Regions from separate parts of the Homo sapiens genome. Here region 1 is linked to region 2. A link is a loop called in an ENCODE intact Hi-C map of the cell type or tissue named here. Cell type or tissue: ascending aorta. All regions are shown on one strand. Links, peaks and the distances in the headings refer to the core of each region. The heading gives the core; the rest is flanking DNA.

Region 1 (4,831 bases), core at 262-4,261, 200 kb after region 2:
TAAAAATCATAGATTGTTAATTTGGTTAAGGCAGGCAGGAGCCTCCCACCATGCGACACAGTTTACCCCCTTGAAATGGGCGGGAGGAGGGCAGGGGGCTCCTTCGGTATTTCATAACCAGCTTACAAAAGACTCCAAAATACATGCAGGTTGCTTTGATTCCCATTTTACGGGGCCCCCTTTGGAACAAACTGATCCTCTTCTTGGTGAAGAACAAGGTTTAAATTCAACTGTGCCGTCTGAACCGCTACGCAAACCACCTGTCAGGATTTGTATATTCCTTTCCTGCTCGTTACAGGCTCACTTTACTAGACGAAGCTATTTAAGAATGATCAAGGTAATTTAACTGTGGACTCGTCATTTATATTTTTATAATCCAGATCCAAACCACACAACTAAGAAACAGATAAGTGTGCACAGAGTTTTATTTCATGTCTGGGTCGCTGGGATGGTGACGGCATATCGCACACCACACAATAATAAAACTTAGGCTTAATAAAAATGCTTCAGCTATGTGCAGGACAAGAGGAAGGTGGCGAAGCCCGGGACTCCAGCGGGCTTTTCCTCGCTCTGCCAGAGGATAGGACTGTCTATAGTCTGGGAGCCTGACTGTGGTCTCCTCCAGCCGCTCAGCACGGAGGAAGCCGGAAATTGAGGCCGGCCAGAGGCAGGCTCCCAAGCACAGGCGTGCACAGGGTAGGGAGAAAGGAGACCCCTGCCCAAACCCCAGCGCTGCAAATCGGGGTGCTGCCCCTGCTGGCGCTTAGGGCATCATCACTACGACATGCTCAGCTCCTGGGCCGGCCTCGGGGCTCGGGGATCATCACAGCGCTTTCCCACACTCACAGCGTGTGGAGACAGCAAGGAGTTAAAATGAAGCCGGGAGCAGCACTGAGACCCAGCCACCTCCGCTAAAACCAAAATGCAGGGGACGATCCTCAGCCCAACATCCTCTCTCTCTCCCAAGGCCAGGTGAGAGGCAGACCGGGTCACCAGGGGAATCTGCTTTTGGGAAATGGTTTCAAAGAATTCCGATTCCACTGGCTGCTTTCACGTGTTTTGTGAGAAAAGCCTCTTGCACAGTAAACTCAGGCACAGTTGAATTCTGAAATCCAGAATGGTGAGCGATTGAGTTTTTTCCAGTAAGCACACGGAAGGAGGGTTCACCTACTTGATTCAAGCCTGCCTTTAAAGTTTATTACGCTGGTCAAAAAGAGACAAGAAAGCCCAAAAGTTCGCTTGATGGAAAAAATTCATTTATTCCAGGAAAGAGAAAACAAGAACGGCCGCTGCTCAGATTCAACCCAGTTCCTTTTAGTCTGCAGTCCGGTGATTCCCACCTGGTGGAATTTGCATGGAGTTTTTCGTCTATTTGTATTGTTAAATTCTATGATTAAGCGGGAATGAGAACCGTACCACTAAGAGCTTCATATTCGAAAGTCGTCTCTTTTCTTGTGAATTGATTTGATATTTTAAAAACTTTCTTTAAAGACCTGTAAGGAGAAGGTATCCCAAAGCTGGCAGCCATTGTAAATGTAAATGATTTCTGTGTCTTAAAGAATATTGCTGGGAGCAATGATACTAATTTTCATAAAAGGCTCTGTCTGAATGAACGTGGCCTGGGCTGACTCTAGGCTCTTCTCGGGCAATTTCTCTGCCTTCTGTTGAGAACGTGGCCATTTATTTGTCCCAGAAGTCCACTTACCTACAAGAAGCCGCCTCTTTGTGTCTGGAAAGTGATAAAAGGGGGAGAAAATAGGCAGGGTCATGCTAAATACAGTTTGAATTCGGAGGACCTGTGTTTCGTGTTGTTCACCCACGTTCAGTCAAGTCATTGTTGTTACAAAGAGAACCTGAAGTGTTGGAACAAGGACTTAACTTCAGATCCAGTCTGTTTGGCATCATTATTTTTTTAAAGCCATTTACAGCAGACATTTATTGGCGCTAGTAAACTCAGCTGTTGTTAAGAGGGTTCCCCACCCTCTCAGATCCTTAAACCAAAGGGAAAATTCCAGCCTTGCCCGTGCAACACAACCCGGGGACTTAGGCACGACTTCAACAGCATAGCGGAGGCGAGTGTTTATAAAAAGGCATAGATGCCTAGATGCTGTCGCTTAAGCAAATATACTGTTCTTCTTCCTTTCCGGCGGCCAGTCGTCCTCCCTGAGGCCGCTGCTGGGGGCTAAAGGCTATCAGAGACTCCAGACTTTATTTTTGCTTCAACAGACTTCTCCCACCATGCTGACTTAGCGCGGTCTGAGCAGGACCCACCGCGGGTCTCACGAGGAAAGGAGGATTATAAGCAGACGGCAGGAATGTGTAGGGAGCTGCAGTCATAATTTATGACAAGCCCTGCAGGAAGGGGTCTGCAGTACAGTAAATGCGCAATTTGTGACGCTCTCGAGCCAGGAGCCGGCGCAGGCTGGGTCCGCAGACGCCCGGTTCCCACCGCGGCCGGCCCGGTCTTTGTCCCGGGAAGTCGCCTGACCCCGCCGGCCAGGAACAGTGGCGTTCTCGGCGCGTCTGGCTGATAAGGCCTTTGTGACACCGGGGACAGGCTGTAAAAACGCAGCCAGCTTTTGTCTGCACCTCCGCGCCGCTGGCAAGGGCGGGGCCGGCGAGTGTGGAAAAGTTTGCGCGGATTCCCGTTCACCTCTGACCCCCGAAGCAGTTGGAGGCAGGTCGGGGACCCCCGCCCCCGCCCCGCCCCGCCTCGGGCCCTGCGATCAGCAGTAATAGCGATTAATTCCGACTGTGGCTCCAAGTCCCATGGCCAAGGCGCCCTCCTCCTGCAGGTCCAGGGCCAGGGAGGGGGAGCCCGCGGCCCGGCGCGCTAGACCCTCCCGCGGCGGCGGCGGCTCCAGGGCAGTGTCCGCGCCGGAGGGGAGGGTCCCCCGGCAAGTCTGCTGCCCTCGGAGCCGGGGTGGGGTCCCAGGAGACACCGGGGGCCCTCGGATTGGGGGAAGAGGTGGGGGAAGGGGTTTCCTTCCGCAGCGCCGCGGATCAGAGGAGGGAGGCCTGGCGCCCTCGGAGCTGCGGTGGGGGGCATCCCAGGAGATCTGGCTCGGTGTGTAGAGAAGGGAGTCCGGGCGGCGTCCTGGGAGTGTCTGTGGCCTGCAGAGAGGGGATGGGGTTGGGGTGTGGATCCCGGGAGGCTCGGAGGCGCTCGGAGGCTCTCGGAGGGGGCCAGGCGGAGGATCCAGGAGGGCCGCCCAGCCCCCGTCCGCCCACCCAGCCCTCTGCCCGCCAGTGGAGCGGAGCCGAGAAGCAGGGAGTGCGGGAGGATGCCCGAGGTCTCACGTCAGGACCCTCGACGGGGGTGGGGTGGAGAGGGAGGTGGTGGGTGGGGTGGGTGGTGCGGCCTGGAGTGGAGCCAAGGGGCGGGCGGCCAGGGTCCACATTGCCCTCTAACGGGACCCCTCGAGAAGCCTCAGCCTCGCCCGCTGACCCTCCTCTCTCCTGCCCAGGGCCCGGGCCAGGCCACCTGCCCCACGGGCATCAGCCAGGCCGGGCAGTCACTCAGCAGCCCCTTCCACTTGCGCCTGCTACAATGCCACTCACGGCACCGCTCAGAGGGTCACCCGGGCTTTGTCCCAGCTGGCGCTTCTCATCCCGCACTTTGGGCCCGATTTTCTAATACAGTGGCTCAAGTTTCTTTTTTAAAAAAGAGACAATGATTCAGCCACTGTGTGATTTTTTTTTTTGATAAGATGATACAAAACTGGGGTCCTAATAATAATGGGTTTAATTGAAGAAGTTACCATGGGCCAGTTTCTCCTCTCCACTTTTACATCTCCTCATAATTTTAGCAACTTACCTGACGCCCCATAAGGGAACTTCACACACTACTGACAGAGGCCGTGCACCTGCCTGTCCTCCTTCGTGCAGTTCCTGTCTGGGTGTCTTGGGAGTAGCAGACACTGGGCATTACCGTCACGCTGTGACTTATGTGTGTCTTTTGAGAGTTCCTTGGTGTCATTCTGGAGTCAGTTGGGACTGGCAGATTGTAGTGAAATTCACAATGTGGGGGACATGGGGGAGGAGCATGCAGGGGCCACACCCAGCCCTGTCTCGGGGGTGCCCAGCTGTGTCCAGCCACAGACCCCAGCCAGGTCCAGGTGCTGGAGAGCCTGGCCTGACACAGGATGGTCAGTGGGGATGGGAGTGTCACCCACAAGGATGGCCACGTCCCCTCAATCCCTGGGAGCCCTTCCCTTTCTGAGTCTAGACCCACTCTGTTTTCTTGGAGGAGCCTCAGCCCCAGGTCTCGCAGGGGCAGGTGGATTTCCCTTGGGCCTCTCCCCAGCCTCACAGCCAGTCCTCCGGCCAGGCCTGCAGTTCCCTGGAAGCTCCCCAGTTACTGTGATCAGAAGAGAGTCTCAAACACCCACATGTGCAGGGTGGGCAGTGACTCCCCCAAGAGAAACACACCTGCCGCCAGACACTCCCGGACCGAAGACACAGGGTTCCTTGTGCTGGCGGCATGGCCCGTGCCCTGGCCCAGGCCTCAGATGGCCTGGCCTCCCCTTTGTGAACTGCTAATTTTCTTCATCTCGACCACCACTTCCACACCCCAAGACAACCTCCTCTTTTCAGGAGGCCCCTGGCAAGCTGCAGTGACACAGCCCCCAACAGCACTGCTCAGTGAGCAGAGTTCCAAATGGAGGTCCCCTCGCCCCCAGGGCTTGACCAGGCTGCAGAATCTACCTGAGCCCACCAGTTCTCAAGGGTGTCCTCCATCCCAGACTCCCGCCTGTGGGGTCAGCAGCAAGGCGCCAAGCTGACAGTGGGCACACAGTCCTGCCCGCCCCAGCCTTCCTGGCTCATGGCA
Region 2 (4,831 bases), core at 396-4,395:
GTGAGCTTGGCCACAGGTCTGAGCCCAGGCAGAAGCGACCCTGTTTTAACCAAGCCCCAGCTCCTGCCCAGGAGGGATTGTCGAGGCTCCTGGGACTCTGCTTCAGTCCCTTTCAGTCCCTGTGGCCCATGAGCAAACAGGAAACCAAGATCAACCCAGAGACAGACACACCCGGCTGCCTTGTTGCCATAAAGACCCTCGGTGCTCAAAGTGTGGTCCCTGAGCCAGCAGTGCTGGCCTCCCTGCAGGTTTGTTGGAAATGAAGAACCTTGGCCCCTCTCTGGGACTCACTGAGTCACCACCTGCAATTGAGCGAGATCCCTGGTGATTCATGTGCACAGCTGAGTTTAGGAAGGACCCGGCCAGACAGCGAGTACCCAGCAGTCACAGCGGCCAGACGGCGAGTACCCAGCAGACACAGCGGCCAGATGGTGAGTACTGAGCAGACGCAGCGGCCAGACGGCGAGTACCCAGCAGACACAGCGGCCAGACGACGAGTACCCAGCAGACGCAGCGGCTTACCAGGGGGCAGCTTTGGGTGTGTTGCAGGCATTGGGAGAGTCACCAATGTTCCCTGACGCTGTGGAAGGATGCACTGCCTTCCTGCCCGTCCCGCCTCCAGGGCTGACCTCCTGAGGCTTCGGGCTCCTGCCCGGCCCCCCAAGGGGATGGAGCGGCAGCTCCCACCAGTGCCAGGTCTAGCCATTCCTAGGAGATCTCCAGGCTGCCTCATGGCTCTGGGATTCAGGAAGAAGGGGCACCTGCCAGCCACCAGAGGCTGGTTTGAACCCAGAAGTGTTTGACATAGCTCTCCTCTGTAGAAGCAGAACTTGTGTGTCCAGCGCCCACTGCTCAGTGGGCTGGGTGCTCCCTTTGCACCCCTGGAGCTGTCCACAGCCATGGACCTCCGCACTCTCCATCCCATCCGGCTCTGGGGGACCCCAGGATGGCAGGCAAGGAAGGCTCAACCCAGGGAGCTCCTGTGGCTCAGACATATTCTGAGAAGTGCGCCCACCCAGCCGGGGAGGAGGTGCAAGCCCCTGCCCCCCAACAATGTCTGCTGAATGCATAGGAAAATGTAAGAGTGAGTGCCCCTCCCACATGTCGGTCTGTACTGGGGGAGGGGGTGGTCAGGAAAGCTCCCAAGTCCTTCCCGGGTGCCTGAGACCTGAGGGCAGAGGCTGGGGGCTGCGGGCTCCCCTTCACTGTGTGTTCGTGTTGCCTGGGGAGCATGGGAAATACAGGTGTCAGGCCTGCCTTGGAGATGCTGGGCTGGGGCCAGGGAGGGTGACCAACCTCCCTGTTTGCCCAGGAACGTCCCAGTGTCAGACCCAAAGTCCTGGCACACCCCTCTGGCATCAGGCATGTGAAAGCTCCCAGGAGATCCTAATTTACGGCCTGGGCCGAGAGCAGCTGACCTAGATAGGAGGAGTGGAGAGCCCGCCTGCATGTCCTGTCCGGCACCTGCACCAGACCGCCGGGCAAGGGACAGGTGGGAGGGCTGAGGAACAAGGGCTCCCAAAGCACTCGTCTGGCCTTCTGCAACGCTCAGTGCACACTGGGGGGCTATTTAGGATGGTTGTTGAGGGCATTTAGTCACTCAGCAGACAACCGGCTCATCTCAGGTCCTGCAGAGGTGTTCACTGGTACCTCCCTGTGCAGGGCGCTTCCTTCTGTCTCTCCCATGCCCCTTTCACCCTGGAGCTGAGCCCCGCCATAAGCCCTCCTTGCTGGCCTGCTGTGGGGGCAGCCGGCGCTCATTGGCTGAGCTCTTAGATCACCCTATTACGCCTTATCCTTTAAATTCCAACAGAGGGGAAGGGGTAGACCATGGCAGGTGCTGGGGACCTCGGCTCAGGCTGGAGTCTCAGGGAGGGAGGCTGGGGCAGGTCTGATAATATCAAGGCTGGACTCTGCGGCAACTGGCCACTGTCTCCCCACCACACGCCACCGTCTCCCCACCACACGCCACCGTCTCCCCACCACACGCCACCGTCTCCCCGCCACACGCCACCGTCTCCCCGCCACATGCCACCGTCTGATCGCCACACGCCATCGTCTCCCCGCCACACGCCACCGTCTCCCCGCCACACGCCACCGTCTGATCGCCACACATTAGGGCTTGGTATTCTCAGTCCCACGTTTTATCATCTAAACGCCAAAACTCGTTCCTGGCCTGCCCTTTCTCTCCAAGGTTCCCAGATGCACGCTCCACTGCCCACACCACCCCCACGGTTGAGTGGGCTCGGCCCCGGGACGTGGCCTGGCTCTGGGCACCTCTGCTGCTCCACTCTGCGTGGAGAGTTCTGCGTGAGGCCAGGAAGCTTTGCCGCGCTTCCCCACTCAGGAGCTTCTGGATGTTTCTATGGAGGCCTCACGTCTAAAACCGTGAGCGCACCGGCCAGTGGATGCTCTGAGGAGTGTTCCCGTGGAGCCAGCACCGGGCAGCTCGGCGAGGCACACAGCGTCGGGATTTGGAGAGAGACGGGGCCCTGTGGGATGGTGCGGAGCCTGAGGCCACCGTGGGGACAGGGATGCAGAGAAACCCATGGGCCTCGGCGTTGCTCCGGGAGAAGCCGGCAGTGCCGTGGAGGAGTCACAGCACAGGCTTCCCATGTCCCCCGGCACCGTGACATCAGCCCTAGACGTTTTTAGCCCAAGAATGCCATGAAATCCTGCACTATCTTCGGCCCGGCTCGGAGGCACGGGTATATAAGGAATTTTAGAAAAAAGGAGAGAGAATGACTAAGAATACCTCCCTGATGGCTCTCCTTTACTTCCTTAAGGGGTAATAACTCCGCTGCAGCCCAGCAGAGGGGACTTTCTTTAAATAGAGCATTCTGATTCACAAGCGAAAAAGGAAATAAATATTTTCTTTTCATATTCGAGAGACATCTGTGAATACCAACTTCTTAAATAGTATTTTGCCAATCGCATCCCACACGCCCCGCCCCCCCTGTCCCAGTGACACCCAGAGCCCACCCTTACTCAGGAACCGGCCGCTTGTACCAAGAGACCTGAAAACATCATCAGGGCTGCCAGCCTGAAAATGTCTTCAGGGTTTTGCCAGAAGCAGGAGGGAGAAGGGCTTCTGCGTGGGGGCGTGGCCCAGCCTCCCCCTAGGTCCCCCAAGGCTCCCTGTGAGAACAGGGTGCTCCGGAGCCTCCTGCCCTTTTCCTTCCTCCCTTTCTTTCTTCCTTAGGGAAAATAAGGATTGGATGTGAAGGGAGTATGACAGAGGCATGTGGCCTCTGTATGGGCCTGGTGGGCACCTGCCGTGTGCCCTGGTCTCTGTGAGGCTCTGTCTACACTGGGACCCTCCCAGCTGTGCTGTGATTAGGACACAGCCACCCTCGCTCTGACAGGGGAACCCGGGGCTGAGAAGGAAGGAATAGCTCCCAGCCCCCAGGTTTGTCCATGCAGGGGCCCAGAGGCAGGTGTGGGTCCCGCTCAGTGACCCCAGCAGGAGCTCACTGGGGGCAGCCAGGCTCTTGCCAGGTGGGAGAGGCACAGGTGAGCTCCAGCAGGGGCGGCAGCTGGGCCCAGACCCGGTTCCTGCCCCCACTAACAGCATGTAGGTGGGGCAGTCTCAACTCTGCGCCTTGCAGGCCGATTGCCTGGGCCCAGTGCCTCATGCTCCTGCCTGAACATGGCTCTGTCCTCTGCAGGTCCCTGACCCAGCCGGGCCCTGGAACTTGACTTCACTACAGCCGATGGCCCTCTCTGGGCTTGGGGGAATTCTGTGTCGTAAACATGACCTCAGCCCCACTTTTTCTCAGAAGCTGCTGTCCCCTTGTTTGAAAGCAGGTCCCAAATGTAGACCCATGGGCCCTTGTGGGGCCTGAGAATGCTGGGGACACTTGGCAGAGAGTGAGGCTCACCGCCCGGTGCCCCTGCCTGAAGCTGGGATTCTGCGGTGGCCCCAGGGTGCCCGTGGCACCAGAGAGGGGTTCAGCCAGGAACCGCAGGGGTTCCTGACCCAGATGGTCAGCCTGTGAGACCCCCACCCAATTCCAGGCCACATTCTCTACCTACTACTGGCTGAGAGTTCCCGGGGGAGGTCCCAGGAGTCTGCATTCTGAGAAGCGATCATTGTGGGGCACTTGGAGGAGTCCAGCCCAGGAGGAGGCCCTGGGAAAGGGGCCCGCCCTGAACTTCCTTCCTCCCCTACCCATGGGAGCCCAGAGAGGCTTTTCCTAAAGGTGCCGAGGCTGACGGGTAGCAGCAGAGCCTTTCCTGACCACAGGCCTCAGCAGGGCAGGTGGAAGGAGCAGAAGCTGGAGCTGCGAAGAGGCGGGTGCCTGGGTCCACTGGGGGACCCCACTGTTGCCCAGGGGGGTCTGTGCAGCCGCTGAGGCTGGGGGGTGAGCTTCACACCACTGGCTCATCAGCATGGCTCCTGTCCCCGGCCACAGCTGCACGAGGCGGCCCGAGGCTGACCAGCCACGCGCCCCCGGGCATGGAGTGATGGCTAAGATAGGAGGGGCCCCTTGTCATACCTGAGTCCCCCTTGGGACATCACCATCTCCTCCCCCTCCCAGTGCAGTTATGAACTGGGCCCCAGGGAGGGAAAGAGTCATATGCGACCATGGGCTGGGTGGACCCAGGACAAGAGCCCAGGGTCCCGACCCCCAGGCGGGCCCTTTCTGCCCCTGCAGCTCCCAGATGTCAGCTGTGAGCAGGGCAGGCCCCTCCTTCCTGTGTGCCCCCAGCCATCACAGCGGCCCCAGCTCGTCGTGGGCACTCAGTCCAATTGTCCCTTGGGTGATCCTACAGCCTTGGCATCCTAGAGGAGCGTGCCCCATGAGCCAGGCAGGGCTGGCACAGGCCT

Evidence for each region. Peaks named below come from ENCODE experiments on the same cell type or tissue, not always from the same donor. Only the 100,000 strongest peaks of a DNase experiment are listed, where the experiment ranks them.
Region 1: a loop joins it to region 2, with 2.0 times the contacts of the local background. A loop is called at or near these places in 1 of 110 quality-filtered maps.

Annotation. Positions count from the first base shown.
Region 1 is chr1:3,391,156-3,395,986 of GRCh38, forward strand. All of the region lies in intron 4 of PRDM16 (PR/SET domain 16), which reads left to right. Among named protein-coding and RNA genes, the nearest start is that of ARHGEF16, 61 kb to the right of the region's middle. RefSeq lists enhancers at 242-743, 4,179-4,831. In ascending aorta, for the core only: no CTCF peak of the experiment used is centred there; a DNase peak (open chromatin) is centred at 2,546; H3K4me3 peaks cover 2,468 bases; H3K27ac peaks cover 4,000 bases.
Region 2 is chr1:3,192,639-3,197,469 of GRCh38, forward strand. All of the region lies in intron 2 of PRDM16 (PR/SET domain 16), which reads left to right. LOC107984909 (a long non-coding RNA gene) reads left to right here. Exons shown (of 2, transcript XR_001737869.2): 1 at 1-1,078; 2 at 2,195-2,888. Among named protein-coding and RNA genes, the nearest start is that of MIR4251, 67 kb to the left of the region's middle. In ascending aorta, for the core only: CTCF peaks have their summits at 2,811 (motif pointing right) and 3,018; DNase peaks (open chromatin) are centred at 2,663 and 3,013; H3K4me3 peaks cover 558 bases; H3K27ac peaks cover 4,000 bases.